Linked DNA regions of Homo sapiens: region 1 is linked to region 2. A link is a loop called in an ENCODE intact Hi-C map of the cell type or tissue named here. Cell type or tissue: MCF 10A. All regions are shown on one strand. Each heading gives the region's core, and the rest is flanking DNA. Links, peaks and the distances in the headings are about the cores only.

Region 1 (7,912 bases), core at 1,527-6,526, 58 kb before region 2:
TGACTGATCTTCTCTCTTACTTCTTGGACCTATATTCCCAGCTACCTTCCTGGGTGTCCCTCAGGCACTTCAGACTCAGCATACCCTAACTGAACTGATCAGCTCTTCTCAGAACTTCCTTCTGCTCTCTTAATGGTTTTGACGTGCCACCACTTACCAGCTGCTAAAAATGGAAACCCTACTGGGGCTCATCTCCTCCCTTTTTGTTACCCTCTCCACCACCCAATAACAAGTTGGTTCCCTACCATCATTTGTAGATTCAGATCTCAGAATTTCCTCTCCACTTCTCCCGCTCCATCCTCGTAATTCAGTTTTTCCTTACTGGACCATCAACAATAACCTCCTACGTGGTGTCTGGAATTTTCATCTCTCCCTCTTCTTATATGATCCACATAACACAGGCAACTGAGCTCTCTTCCTGAAGCACCAGTGTTACCTAATGGCTCTAGGCTACCTATAAAGAAAAATCCCATCCCAACCTGGTATTCAGCGCACCACATGGGCTGGCCCCGGCCCATCGGTCCGGCCTCCCCGCTGACACTGCATACGCACAGTTCAGCACACTGATATTCTCCCTGTCTCCCAGATATGCCATGCTCACCCTCACCTCTTTGTCATTACTCATGCCCTCCTCTGCTGGAATCCCTTTTCTCCCACAGGTCTACCTAGCCAGCCTCTATACATTCCTCGAGACAACCCTTGAACATCACTACTTAAAACTCCTCTGATTCCCCTGATTAATTGGCTGCTGGCTCCTCTGTGCTCCCTCAACACAAATACCTTCCACAGCATGTAACCTCTTTTACTAGAATCGTTTGTCAGCCTCCAAAACACTATAAGTCTTGGAAGCAGGGACCTCCTGTGATTCCTGAGTCCATAGCAGTGAGCATGAGAGCACAGGGCTCAGCACCAAGCAGGCTCTTGGTGAAGGTTGGTTATTAAGACCCTACTTAGGCCTGTGCACTGCCTGTTTTCCTTCTGTTTGGATGGGTGCACAGCCAGAGCAGAATCTTATGGCATTTTGGCTCTGCCATTGGCTCTAAAGAACGCTAAGTATTCACAAGCATACTCCACAGGTGGAAGAGCAAATCAGAGGGCAGCTCTGGCCAGACAGCAAGTCAAATACCTGAGGGCAGCAGCTCCCAGTTGCTTATGGATTCACTAAGAACCAAATATAGATTACAATTATTCATAACAATACCACTGGTAAAAGTAAAACTTAATCCCAGCAAACAACCCATTAAAATGTGGAGCTGCAAATTTTGATCTGGGGAAACTGTTAGACATGTTGCTCACCAGTGAAACTTAGAAAGGGAGAAGCTGTTATCAGGAAATTTAATATAGACCAAAAAATAGTCAGTGAGCCAAATCCTTGCTGTTATATAGGAGAGAATGGATTCAATTAAAATAATTCCAGTAAAATGAAAATACAAAGTAATCAGGAACAATGTCACTGTTTAGTGTAGAAAATTAATCAAAGAATTGGCCGGGTGTGGTGGCTTGCACCTGTAATCCCAGCACCTTGGGAGGCTGAGGCGGGCGGATCACAAGGTCAGGAGATTGAGACCATCCTGGCCAACATGGTGAAACCCCATCTCTACTAAAAATACAAAAAATTAGCTGGGCGTGGTGGCGAGCACCTATAATCCAAGCTACTCGGGAGGCTGAAGCAGGAAAATCGCTTGAACCCAGGAGGCAGAGGTTGCAGCAAGCCGAGATTACACCACACCACTGCACTCCAGCCTGGGCGACAGAGCAAGACTCTGTCTAAAAAAAACAAAAAACAAAACAAAACAAAAAAACAAAGAAAAGAAAAGAAATCAAAGAATTAATGTGGCCTAATGGCATCTCCTCAGAAAAATTTTTGGTCAATAAATATTCCTTAATGTTGGCATAATTCTGAACACAGAGTCCACATGTTGTTGGTATCAAAGTGTCCTGTCCATGTGTGTGTGTGGTTGCTGCTTTCAAATAACTATCCCCACTGTAGAATGTTAGAGCTGATAGAACCCCCAGCCCAACCCTGATACCTTTCATCTTTCCTACAGGGGGCAGTGCCCAAAGGAAATGCCACTAAAGAATTCATCGAGAGTTTACAGTTGAAGCCTGGGCAGGTGGTGTACAAGTGCCCCAAATGCTGCAGCATCAAGCCCGACCGAGCCCACCACTGCAGGTACACTCACTGGGGCTCGCCTCCTCTCTTCTCCCACTGTCCTGCCTCCCTCCATCCCCGCCAACACCTGCCTCCTGGAGTAGCACACACTTCCCCAACAGGGGCCAAGTCAGCATCGGGATTCCAAATGTCCCCTGCTCTGGGCAGAGAGTGATCACTGTGAGTCTCCTTCCTGGTCCCTGTGAGCCCTCTAGATTGCAAAGAGCATTTGGTTTGGCCTCAGGACACCTGTCCCGGGACTTGGCTCTGCCACACCTGACATAGGACCTGGGCAGGGCCTTTGTTTTTATATATGTAAAATGGAGGGGATTCCTGCTTTTCCTACCTCACAGCTTTATTACAAGGGTACCATGAGAAAAAGCTTTAGAAAATCATTCTGTGAATGTCTGGGACTTGAAATGAAGCGGTTGTCCTTGAATGAAGACTTTCTTTTAAAACTTCTAAAGGTTATGATAGTTGCAGAATTAAACCAAAAAAGAAAGCCATTTCCCCATCTTATCTGTGGTCAGTTTTCTGTTTTGTTTTCAGGTTTCTTTATTAAGTTTTTCTGATGAGAAGACATCTAGCTAAAAGTTGTACTTTATTGGCTGGGCACAGTGACTTACACCTGTAATCCCAGCACTTTGGGAAGCCAAGGCAGGAGGATCACTGGAGCCTAGGAGTTCAAGACCAGCCTGGGCAACAAAGCGAGACTCTATCTCTACAAAAAAATTTAAAAATTAGGCCGGGCGCAGTGGCTCACGCCTGTAATCCCAGCACTTTAGGAGGCTGAGGCGGGCGGATCACCTGAGGTCAGGAGTTCGAGACCAGCCTGACCAACATGGAGAAACTCTGTCTTTACTAAAGATACAAAATTAGCCGGGCGTGGTGGCACATGCCTGTAATCCCAGCTATTCGGGAGGCCGAAGCAGAATCGCTTGAACCCGGGAGGCAGAGGTTGCGGTGAGCCGAGATTGTGCCATTGCAGTCCAGCCTGGGCAACAAGAGTGAAACTCCATCTCAAAAAAAAAAAATTTTTTTTTAATTAGCTGGGTGTGGTGGCACACATCTGCAGCCCCAGCTGCTCAGGAGGCTGAGGGCAGAGCATCGCTTGATCCCAGGAGTCCGAGGCTGCAGTGAGCCAAGGTTGCACCACTGCACTCCAGCCTGTGCAACAAAGTGAGACCCTGTCTCTAAAAAAATTTTATTTATTTATTTTGAGACTGGGTCTCACTCTGTCATGCAAGCTCATAGCTCACTGCGGCTTCAGACTCCCAGGCTCAAGCAATCCTCCTGCCTCAGCCTCCAGAGCAGCTGGGACTACAGGCATGCACCACCACACACAAAGGGAGACACAGTCTCACTTTGTTGCCCAGGCTGGTCTCGAACTCCTGGGCTCAAGTGATCCTCCCACCTCAGCCTCCCAAAGTGTTGGGATTACAGGTGTGAGCCACCTCGACTGACATACAAGGAAACTTTACATGCTGAATTACAGAAATACAAAAATATCACTTGGTCCCCTTTTCAGAGGGTATGTGTTTGGGTGGGGAGGGGTTATAGAGGACTGAATCTGCTCCAGGTGTTGGACATCTTCCTTGTCAGGCTTAGCCTGCGGAGACATTTGGGTGTGTGAGAGATCTGAACGGCGATTTCTGCCTGGCCTTGCTGCCTGTCTTTCAGAGGAGAGTGGCCAGTCTCCAGCACTCAGATTCCGGAGTCAGCTCCCCAGTACCTGTGTGCTGTGCCCACGGCACCTCAGCCTGCCCTGCCTCAGCGTCAGTCATCTATTTTCATCTTCCTACTCACCCCTGGAAATCGGGATTGCTGCAGGGATGGCCTCCCTAGATAAAGAAATTAAGGTTCAAAGGGGTTGAGTGCTCCACGGTCACACAGCAGTGAGTACTAGAGACAGGTTTGGGTCCCGGCAGTTCTGGCTCCAGGTCCAGACAGGGCTCTTTCCACAGGAACTCCAGTTTGGGGATGACACATGTAACTTTATGTAGTTGTATGTATGTTTTTCTGTCTGAAAGAGAGAGATCTGCAGACCTCCTCAAAGCTTGAGGGTGAGGGCTGAGGAGCCTGGGTAGGGGCCAATGGTGATTGCTAGCTCCTCCGGGGTTTCTGTCTGTGGGTGAGCTTGCTTCTGAGATCTAATTCAAGGCTTGCCTCCTGTGCCTGAGATGGAGGCTTCAGTCTGGTCTTTTCTTGCCACTCTCGGGCTTAGGAGCCAGCTGTTTTCTAACCATCACTCAGATTTTTTTTAAAAAGCTCAGCTTGCTTATGTGGTTTCTCAGGATAGCCCGGTATGGTGGAGCAGACTCTGGCCTTGAAGTTGGAGTGGTTGGTGTTGGAAGTTCAGCTGTGTCGCTTGCTACACGGTGGACCTTCGGCCAGGTGCTGCATCTTTCTGAGCCTCAGCTTTCTCCTCTGTAAAAAGGGTTGTTTCTTTGTAGTTTGTTGTGAGGATTAAGTATGAGTAACTGTGAGTCACCTAGCTCAACAAGCGTAAGCTATTGCTAATAGAAGAATGTGTATGGAGTTAGGGATATGCTGGGTTTATAAAGGCTGGACCAGAACAGGGAGGTGTTAACTTTGTATTATAGAAAAGAACTTTTGGTGATTCTTTTCTCTTCTCTCCCTGAGCCCTCAGCTGCCTCCACCGCCTGGCATTTTCCTCACTGCCTCCTCCTTGCCTCTCTCCCCAGGATGATCCAAGGGAGGTATTCTTGTGTGCTAGTAAACAGATCAGCTTGGGCAAAGCAAGAGCTGCTGATTCAGATGAACTAAAGTGAGGATGCCTGTAGAGTTGCCTGTTCCTGCCTCAGAAATGCATGCTGACAACTGCTCCTTTGTGATGGTGCGTGGTGGCCCAGGCCATCTGGGGACCCACAATTTTGGATAAGCAGAATCTCCAGCATACCAGACAGACTGGGTTTGTTTATAGTCGTTGAGCCCAGAGGCTGCCTGCCTGGTTAAAGTTGATGTCGACCTTGCCCGCTCAGGCAAAGGTGCATGTGTGCACATACGTTTGCGCCCAGCATTTTAGAATTTGAGACTGTCTCCATTCCCTTGTCTCTGGTGGATACCACAGATACACCTAGACCTTGGGCCTGTAGGTGTTCCTTCCAGCCCTATGGTGTGTGGTTGGGTCTTTCCTTCCTGGGAGAAGCACTCTGAAACCCCACGCTCTTTCATCCTGGTGTCAAATCTCCTGTTCATAGGAACCATGGAAGCATGTGGAAACTCTGTGGGAGGAGCCATTTATGCTAATGTGGATGGCCATGGCATTTGGCTTATGCTTTCAAGCTTGTCCAACCCATGGCCTGTGTGCCACTTGCAGCCCAAGATGGCTTTGAATGTGGCCCAACACAAATTTGTAAACTTTCTTAAACATTAGGACATGTATGCATAGACTTTTTTTTTTTTTTTTTAGCTCATCAGCTGTTGTTAGTGTTAGTGTATTTTGTGTGGCCCAAGACAGTTCTTCTTCTACCAGTGTGGCCCAGAGAAGACAAAAGATTAGACACTCCTGCTAGGTTCTTCTGCATGAGGAGGGAGAGACCTCTGACTTTGGCAGCCCCCCGCCTCCACACCCCAGACACCCACACTGAGGCTAAGACAGTCCTGGGCTGCTTAGAGCCCCTGAGAGATTCTTGTTTTGTCTTTCTCATGGTTATGATTACTGAGAAAATCTATGTAGCACTAGTATTGTTTTTAAAGCATTTTGCATACATTTTTGGTGCTCACAATGACCCTAAGAGATCAGAGTAGTTCTGCTGAGGCTGATTGGAGAACCTAAGTTTCTCTGACCAGAGCCCAAAATGAGGACCTGCTCTCAGATCCCCTGTTCTTTCCACTCCACTGCACTGTCCTTCCCAAAATCGTTTCTGAGCTGGAGCCAGGATGTGGTATAGATGTCTTTTTTGCTTATAATTTTAGTCATAGCCAGTGAGGGGTAAAATGAAAACCTGTGTGTGACGCCATGGCTCACTTAGTACCTTCTTGCTGTTTTCTTACTATTTTCCTACATGAGCATCCCAGTCTGATGTAGTTGAACTCATTTTCCAGGCCTGCTCTTTCCTGTCTGTGGTGTCAGAGACTTCATTCAGCTGACCCTTGCTAAAGGGGGCCCTGGGCTTGGCTCTGAGCTCGACTCTGAGCTTATAGAGGTGGATTAGACCTGGCCCTGGCTCTAGGAGCCTGCCACCCAAGCAGGGCAGGCACACTTCTCCACCATGATATAGTTTGGTAAGTGCTGGTATAGGGAGAGACAGAACCCCATGGAATGTGGCTATGTTTCCATGTTGAGCCATCACCCAGGGTGAGCAAGAGAGCCTCGGCCAGCTCCTTTGGGGATGAGTACCAAGTAAGGGCCCTCATACCTCCTTGGAGAGGAAACACATAAGCCCCAGAGAAACTGAATACATATGAGCCAGTGAGCTTGGTGGATTCTACCAAGGTTTGAGGCCTGAAAAAATGGTAGGAAATCTGGAGGAAGGGGAGAAGGGAAGCATCTGCCTTCTTCTACAGTGACGACAAAGAAACATAGAAGGGGCCTGGGAAACCTGGAAGGCCAGGATGCAGATACCTCCATTTAGGGCATTTGGTCTTTTCTGTGATTGTTTTTGCACACTTGGTCCCTGTGCCATGGAGCTCACCAGCTTACAGCGTCTCATCCACGAGACTCTGGAATTAGTGCCAGAAAGGAATGCCAGGAGAGGACTGTGGACAAGAAGGACCCTTAGAGGATAGGGTGGATTTTGCCAAGTGGAAAGAATGAAGAAAGGGCCTCAGGTGTTGAGGCCATCCACAGCCAAAACGGGGAAGATGGCTGAGCAAGTGTGTGGAAGAGGCTCTTAGTCTGTGATCTGTGAGCCTTCCTTGGCCTTGTGTTTGGGCTGCCCTGCTATGCCTAGGGAGGGAACACTGCTGAGCCCCCTGCCCATGTGCATGCAGTGGGGGCTGGGAAAAGGGCTGGCTCTGAGGTGATTGATTCCCTTTGGGAGTCAGGAGTTGTGGGGGGAGGTCCACATTTTTTCTTCCTCATGGCAGATGGTGCCAGAGGTGAAACAGCAGGGCAGGGTGTGGTATGTCCTTCACTGCCCTTCAACATCTGCCTCTGGTCCCTGTCCTTGGTTGCTCCAGGCTCCAGCCCCAGCACCCTTCTGGCCTCTGTGAGCAGCTCAGCCTCTGAGCAGTGCCTCCAGCCACGTGGGATGGGCCTCACCCCACCCACTCTGCATACCACCTGGCCCAAGGAGAAGGGTAGTGTGGGTTTGGCATTTCATATCTTTGAAAACAGGAAACTCGGGGACCAGCATTTTAGACCAACACTTGTGGCCCTCAGCAGGCTGTACTCACTCTCCCTGCGGTGTTTATTTTTCTAATTTGGAAGCCCAGCGAGACTCAGCCCATTGGGAAACCCAGCTTCCTGGCATTCACGCCTTGTCTCCAGAGAGGCTGGGAGGAGAGGGAAGAATAGCTTTGCTGTAAGAGCTTGTTTAAACTCTTGGGCAGCTTTCAGAGGATGTCCAGCCACTTGGCACCTCTCTGCCGCTGAGCCAACACTGTCTCAAGAGCACCCACTTGAAAACCCTTTTAAAAATAAGTGCAGATGAAAGAGAAACTGCTCAGGAGCCAGGAGCAGGGAGGTGGTTACCCTCAGGAGTTTGTTCCCCAGATGGGAAGGGGATTAAGAAACCCAGAGGTGCTGGTCTCTGGAAGAACATGCCAGAAACAGGCTCTATGGTGGGAGCATGG
Region 2 (5,000 bases), core at 1-5,000:
GACCATGACACAGAAAAAGCCTGGAAGGAAGGATGGGTAACTTAGTTGGTGGAACCATGGGTTATTTTTATGTACTTCTCTCCGCTCATGTCCTCCAGTGAACATTGTTCCCTTTGAAATGGAAAGGGGAAGGGTGACATGTAGGAGGTTTGGCCACAGCGATACTGTGTGCTTGGAGGAGGCTGAGTGGGGAAACAGACATTTGGAGCCATGGCCCCTCTATCATGCTGTGCTGTGGATGGCTTTAAACCATGTTACCAGCTGACAGGTGAGGAAGGGGATAGGGGCTGCTCACATTAGGAGCATTCCGCCAGAAGCCAGCCAGCCCACCCGCCAGCCCAGTGGGTGCTCACCTCTTTGCCAGACTCATTTTGAAGGGTTGCCTGCCAGTTGTAGTGGTCTGAGGGCGTCCTCGGGTCGAGCACCACCAGGGTGTGTTTGGCGATGCTAGGATTCGGCCCTGGAGACACCCAAAGGAAAACATTGGCCCAGCCATGGGCCACCCCCAAGACAATCTCCTCTGGTTCGGGCCCACCTACTGCCCACTCATGGAGCCCCCACCCCTCCTTTCCAGGCTCATTTGTCCCCTGGCTCCAGCCCCTCTAATTCTGCAGGGGCCTCCTTCTGCCCCACATGTCCAGTTTTAGTTTTCTGTTCAATTTAGATGAGCTTCCTGCCTCCTCTCCACGTCCTCCCTTTTTACCCATCAGATCCAGGTCTCCCTAGAGCTCCTGCCTCTGTCACATGCTCATTCGAGTTACCATTTGTTTAACCCTGCTGGCTCGTGCCACAGACCAACATGCTTGTTCACTCCACGCAATGCAGGGGAACTGCTTAACCTTCACTCCTCGTCTGGAGGAGGCAGATGCCACCGCCTACCCTGCAAGCTGTTGCAGGATCTTGTTTGAAAGGTCGGTCAGTTTATGTCATGAGCTCCAGGGACTACTAGAATCAAATCCAACCTCTTTCCATAGCCCACAGGTGGCCCTCAGTGAGGCTTCTCCCCAGCTCCCCACTTTCCTCCCTGTCATGACTGGGTTTCTGGTCCCCAGAGAGTTAGCTCATGACAAAGAGCATGTGACACAAGTGTTGTCTCCTCAGGGCCCTGGCACTTGCCGTGCTCATGGCTGGGAACACCCTGCTCTCAGCTCTTCACATGGTGGGACGTGGGTCTCAGCAGGGTCACTTCCCAGGGAAGCCCTTCCAACCCTGACAGAGTCAGCACCGACAGAGTCAGCCCCGCCCTGACCTGCTGCTTTCTGTCTTGCTGGAGGAGCCTCTTGTTTTTGGTTTCTTCATCATATCTGGCCCTGTCTGAAATTATCTTGCACTTTTGTTTGTTTACTGCTCTCTCTGCTAGTACAGTCAAGTCTAGGAGGCAGGAACTGCTTTACCTCTGGGTTCCCTGGCACAGAGTAGGTACTCAACAAATATTTGTTGAGTGAGTGATTCACACTATGTCATACATGGAGAGTGCTCAGTGCAACACCTGGCATGTGGCAAGTACTCAGGAAATTTTGGGTGAGGGAATGCACATGGACCCAGGGGTACTATAAAGTCACTGAAGTCAGCAACAGCACGGTCCCAGTCCATGCGTTGAGCAGGTAGCTCATGGCATGGCACACAGTAGGTGCTTATTTCATCTTGGATGAAGGGAATGGAGGCTGTTCTGACTGATCTCCACCAGCACGTTGGAGGAGACCCTAAGCCTGTTGTTCACTCAGAGAAGGAGCAAAAGGAGCGCTCTCCCAGGAAGTGCTATTGTATGCCATCTTGTAAAGTAGATCTACCTGATCTAATTTTTTTTTGAGACGGAGTTTCACTCTTGTCGCCAGGATGAAGTGCAATGACACTATCTTGCCTCCCTGCAACCTCCACCTCCCAGGTTCAAGCAATTCTACCTCAGCCTCCCGAATAGCTGGGATTACAGGCACCTGCCACTATGCCCAGCTAATTTTTGTATTTTTAGTAGAGACAGGGTTTCACCATGTTGGCCAGGTTGATCTCGAACTCCTGACCTCAGGTGATCTGCCTGCCTCGGCCTCCCAAAATGCTGGGATTACAGGCATGAGCTGCCATGCCCAGCTTACTTGATCTATTTTTAAAACTTAAAAACAACATTAAAGAAGTAAGACCCTCCTCCATTATCCCACCACCTGTCACAAAATCTAATACATTTTCTCTCTTCCCCTAGTTGTACTTATGCACATATATTTACCTAGCTATAACAAATGCATGAGCCATTTCCTATTATCTTTGCAACCAAAATATGATATTTTAATCATTATTATTGGCTTGCCTCCAGCCCACCCCGCTATGGCATCAGCATACCTCAGTCCTATGATTCATCTCTACAAAATGTTCCAGACCCCACCACGGCAGATGCCCGCTGAGTCACCTCCTCTCTCTGCTCTGGCCCCTCCCCTGCTTAGCCAAGGAATCAGAGCCTCACTATGTGCCAGGTCCTGACTGAGCTTCCCATTCTATTCTCTTCACACCCGCTATTATTCCCACATTACAGATGGAGAAACTGGGGATCAGGGAGGGTAAGGCACTCCTGGCTCAGACTGACCAGAAAGGGCCACTCCAGCATCCACAGACACTTGTGATCCCTCCCCAAAGCCCCATGAGTAGGGCCCCGAGGCTTCACCTGTGCTGAATTCCAGTTTCAGTTGGTGGTAGGATTGTAGGGGCTGGTTCAGCACCAGCCGCAGGTGAAACACCTGTCCTCGCCGGAACACAGGACTGCTCGTTTGGAACTCCCATGTGTGGTGAGAAACGGCGTTGTCCTGATTCAAGAAGTCAATGTGGAGAACTTGCAGCTCTGTCAGCAACGCAGCACATGTGGAAAGAGAGCACAGAGAATGTTTATTCCCTGATCACCTCTTTCTGGGTTCAAAATCTGAGAGTGCATTGAGGTGGAGCTGGGCTTTAGAGTCGGGCATCCCTGCTCCACCTCCAGCTGGTTATGAATCTGTCTGAGACTCAGTTTCTTCACCTGTAAGACTGGTGTGCACATACCTACCTTGTGGGATTACATGGGGATGAGCTGAGAGCAGTGGACTCAAGTGCTTAGTCATGTAACCCCGCAAAATAGGTAAGTGCACGCCCATCTTACAGGTGAGGAAACTGAGTTTCAAACAGGGTGAGTCTGTGAGTGGCTGTTAGGCAAGTTTCCCACCCCAACTCCCCCTCTCTGCAGACATGGCCTCAGGAACAAACCTGGTGCCAGGGTGTTCTCCGTCAATCAACACAAAAGCTGAAGGGAAAGAGGGGAGCGGGCAAACTGAGGAGGGAACAGATGAGCCCTGGGATTGCTCCCCTTCCTGTTCAGCCCAGACTCCCATCAGCTTCAAGTCAGACACCATCCTGAGGTGAGAGTTCACATCCTGAAGAGAAGGGTGGGGTGCAAAGTGGCTGGGGTGAAGCCTTTTTATCCAAATTGAGGAGGAAGCACCAAGGAGCTCCCATGATCTGAGGCCAAGACTACTTGCATTATAAATGGGATTTTTAAGGCCAGGTGCAGTGGTTCACGCCTCTAATCCCAGCACTTTGGGAGGCTGTGGGGGCGGCGCATCACCTGAGATCAGGAGCCGAGATCAAGCCACTGCACTCCAGAATGGGTGACAGAGTGAGACTCCATCCCCCCCAAAAAAAACAGGGGATTTTTTTCTTCAATGCTAAAGTGAAAAGTACATTCAGTAAAAGAAATAATCTCCACATGCATAATACACCCTTTTCTGTAGCACATGTATTTCTCACCATGTGTCTGTTATAATGACATTTCGTATTACCTCAGCTTGAGACCCAAACCCCTCCCCTTTATCTAAAATTCAAACCATTCCCAGGCTCATGAGTCATGAAGGGAAATGTGTTTTGGCTGCATGCTGAAACCACCTGGGGGTTGTAAAACTACTTATGTTCTCCCCCAGCGATTCTGATACAATTGTTCTGAGTGGGGCTGAGCCTCTATGTTTTCAAAGCTTTCCAGGCAATTCGAGTGTGCAGAGGGCATGGTAAAACACAGACTGCCAGACCCACCCTGAGTTTCTGATTCAGCACATCTGGGGTGTGGCTGAGAATTTGCCTCTCCAGCAGCTTCCTTGATGACGCTGTGCTGCTGGCCCAGGGAGGCACATATGGAGAACCCCTAGATTAGGAAGCCCCGCTGTGGCCTGTGAGGTAAAGTGAGGTGAGATGCAGGGACCTTCCTCTGCTCCTGAGGGCTCACCCACAGAGGAAACCCATCCTCTGCAGAGATCAAGGAGGCCAGCCATGGAAACTGGGCTTTCATGACTACAAAATAGGTGGAGTGGTCACGCCCACATCAGATGCCTACCTTGGGGATGCGGCCAGTGATGTGTTTGGAGACAGCACAGCTCATTCTTGCTGGAGTGGCTTTGGGATTGGGGTCTGGACAAGTGTTCTCCAGGAAGGCAAGTCCCAGCAAGTGGCCTTCCCTTCACACTGCGCACAGGGCCTGGGAACCTGCTGCCTCCAGCAGGGAGGCCCACCTGGCAGACAGACCTACCTTCCCAGGTGCTTCCCCTTCTTGGGCTGAAACCTTGGGGTGGGCCGATGGCTAGCTGGAGCATCTTAGCCCATTTGTGCCACTGTTATGGAATACCTGAGACTGGGTCATTTAGAAAGAATAGAAATTTATTTCTCACAGTTCTGGAGGCTGGGAAGTCCAAGATCAAGGCACTAGCATCTGGTGAGGGCCTCTTGCTGCATTGTAACATAGCAGAAGGCAGAGGGCGAGAGAGGACCAACTCCCTCCTTCAGGTCCCTTTAGAGGGGCACCTCATCTCATTCACAGGGAAGAAGCCCTTATCACCTAATCAACTCTTAAAGGCCCCACCTCTTAGTATCACCACATTGGCAACCCCTGAATTTTAGGGGGAGACATATTCAAACCATAGCATGCTGTCAGGAGCTGCAATCCTGAAAGGCTTCTTCATTTCCCTGGACAGCAGAGCTCCTGCTGTGGGACCCAGAGC

The links. A loop is a pair of places that touch in the nucleus more often than their neighbours do. Peaks named below come from ENCODE experiments on the same cell type or tissue, not always from the same donor. Only the 100,000 strongest peaks of a DNase experiment are listed, where the experiment ranks them.
Region 1: it touches region 2 in a loop (9-fold over the local background); 1 of 110 quality-filtered maps calls a loop at or near these places.

The regions. Positions count from the first base shown.
Region 1 is chr3:44,939,429-44,947,340 of GRCh38, reverse strand. It overlaps ZDHHC3 (zDHHC palmitoyltransferase 3), which reads left to right. Exons shown (of 7, transcript NM_001135179.2): 3 at 2,049-2,173. Among named protein-coding and RNA genes, the nearest start is that of ZDHHC3, 33 kb to the left of the region's middle. RefSeq lists enhancers at 6,807-7,306, 7,307-7,808. In MCF 10A, for the core only: no CTCF peak of the experiment used is centred there; no DNase peak of the experiment used is centred there.
Region 2 is chr3:44,883,149-44,888,148 of GRCh38, reverse strand. TGM4 (transglutaminase 4) reads right to left here. Exons shown (of 14, transcript NM_003241.4): 2 at 2,651-2,824; 3 at 354-460. Among named protein-coding and RNA genes, the nearest start is that of TGM4, 11 kb to the right of the region's middle. RefSeq lists enhancers at 2,258-2,552, 3,578-4,255. In MCF 10A, for the core only: no CTCF peak of the experiment used is centred there; DNase peaks (open chromatin) are centred at 1,398, 2,388 and 3,928.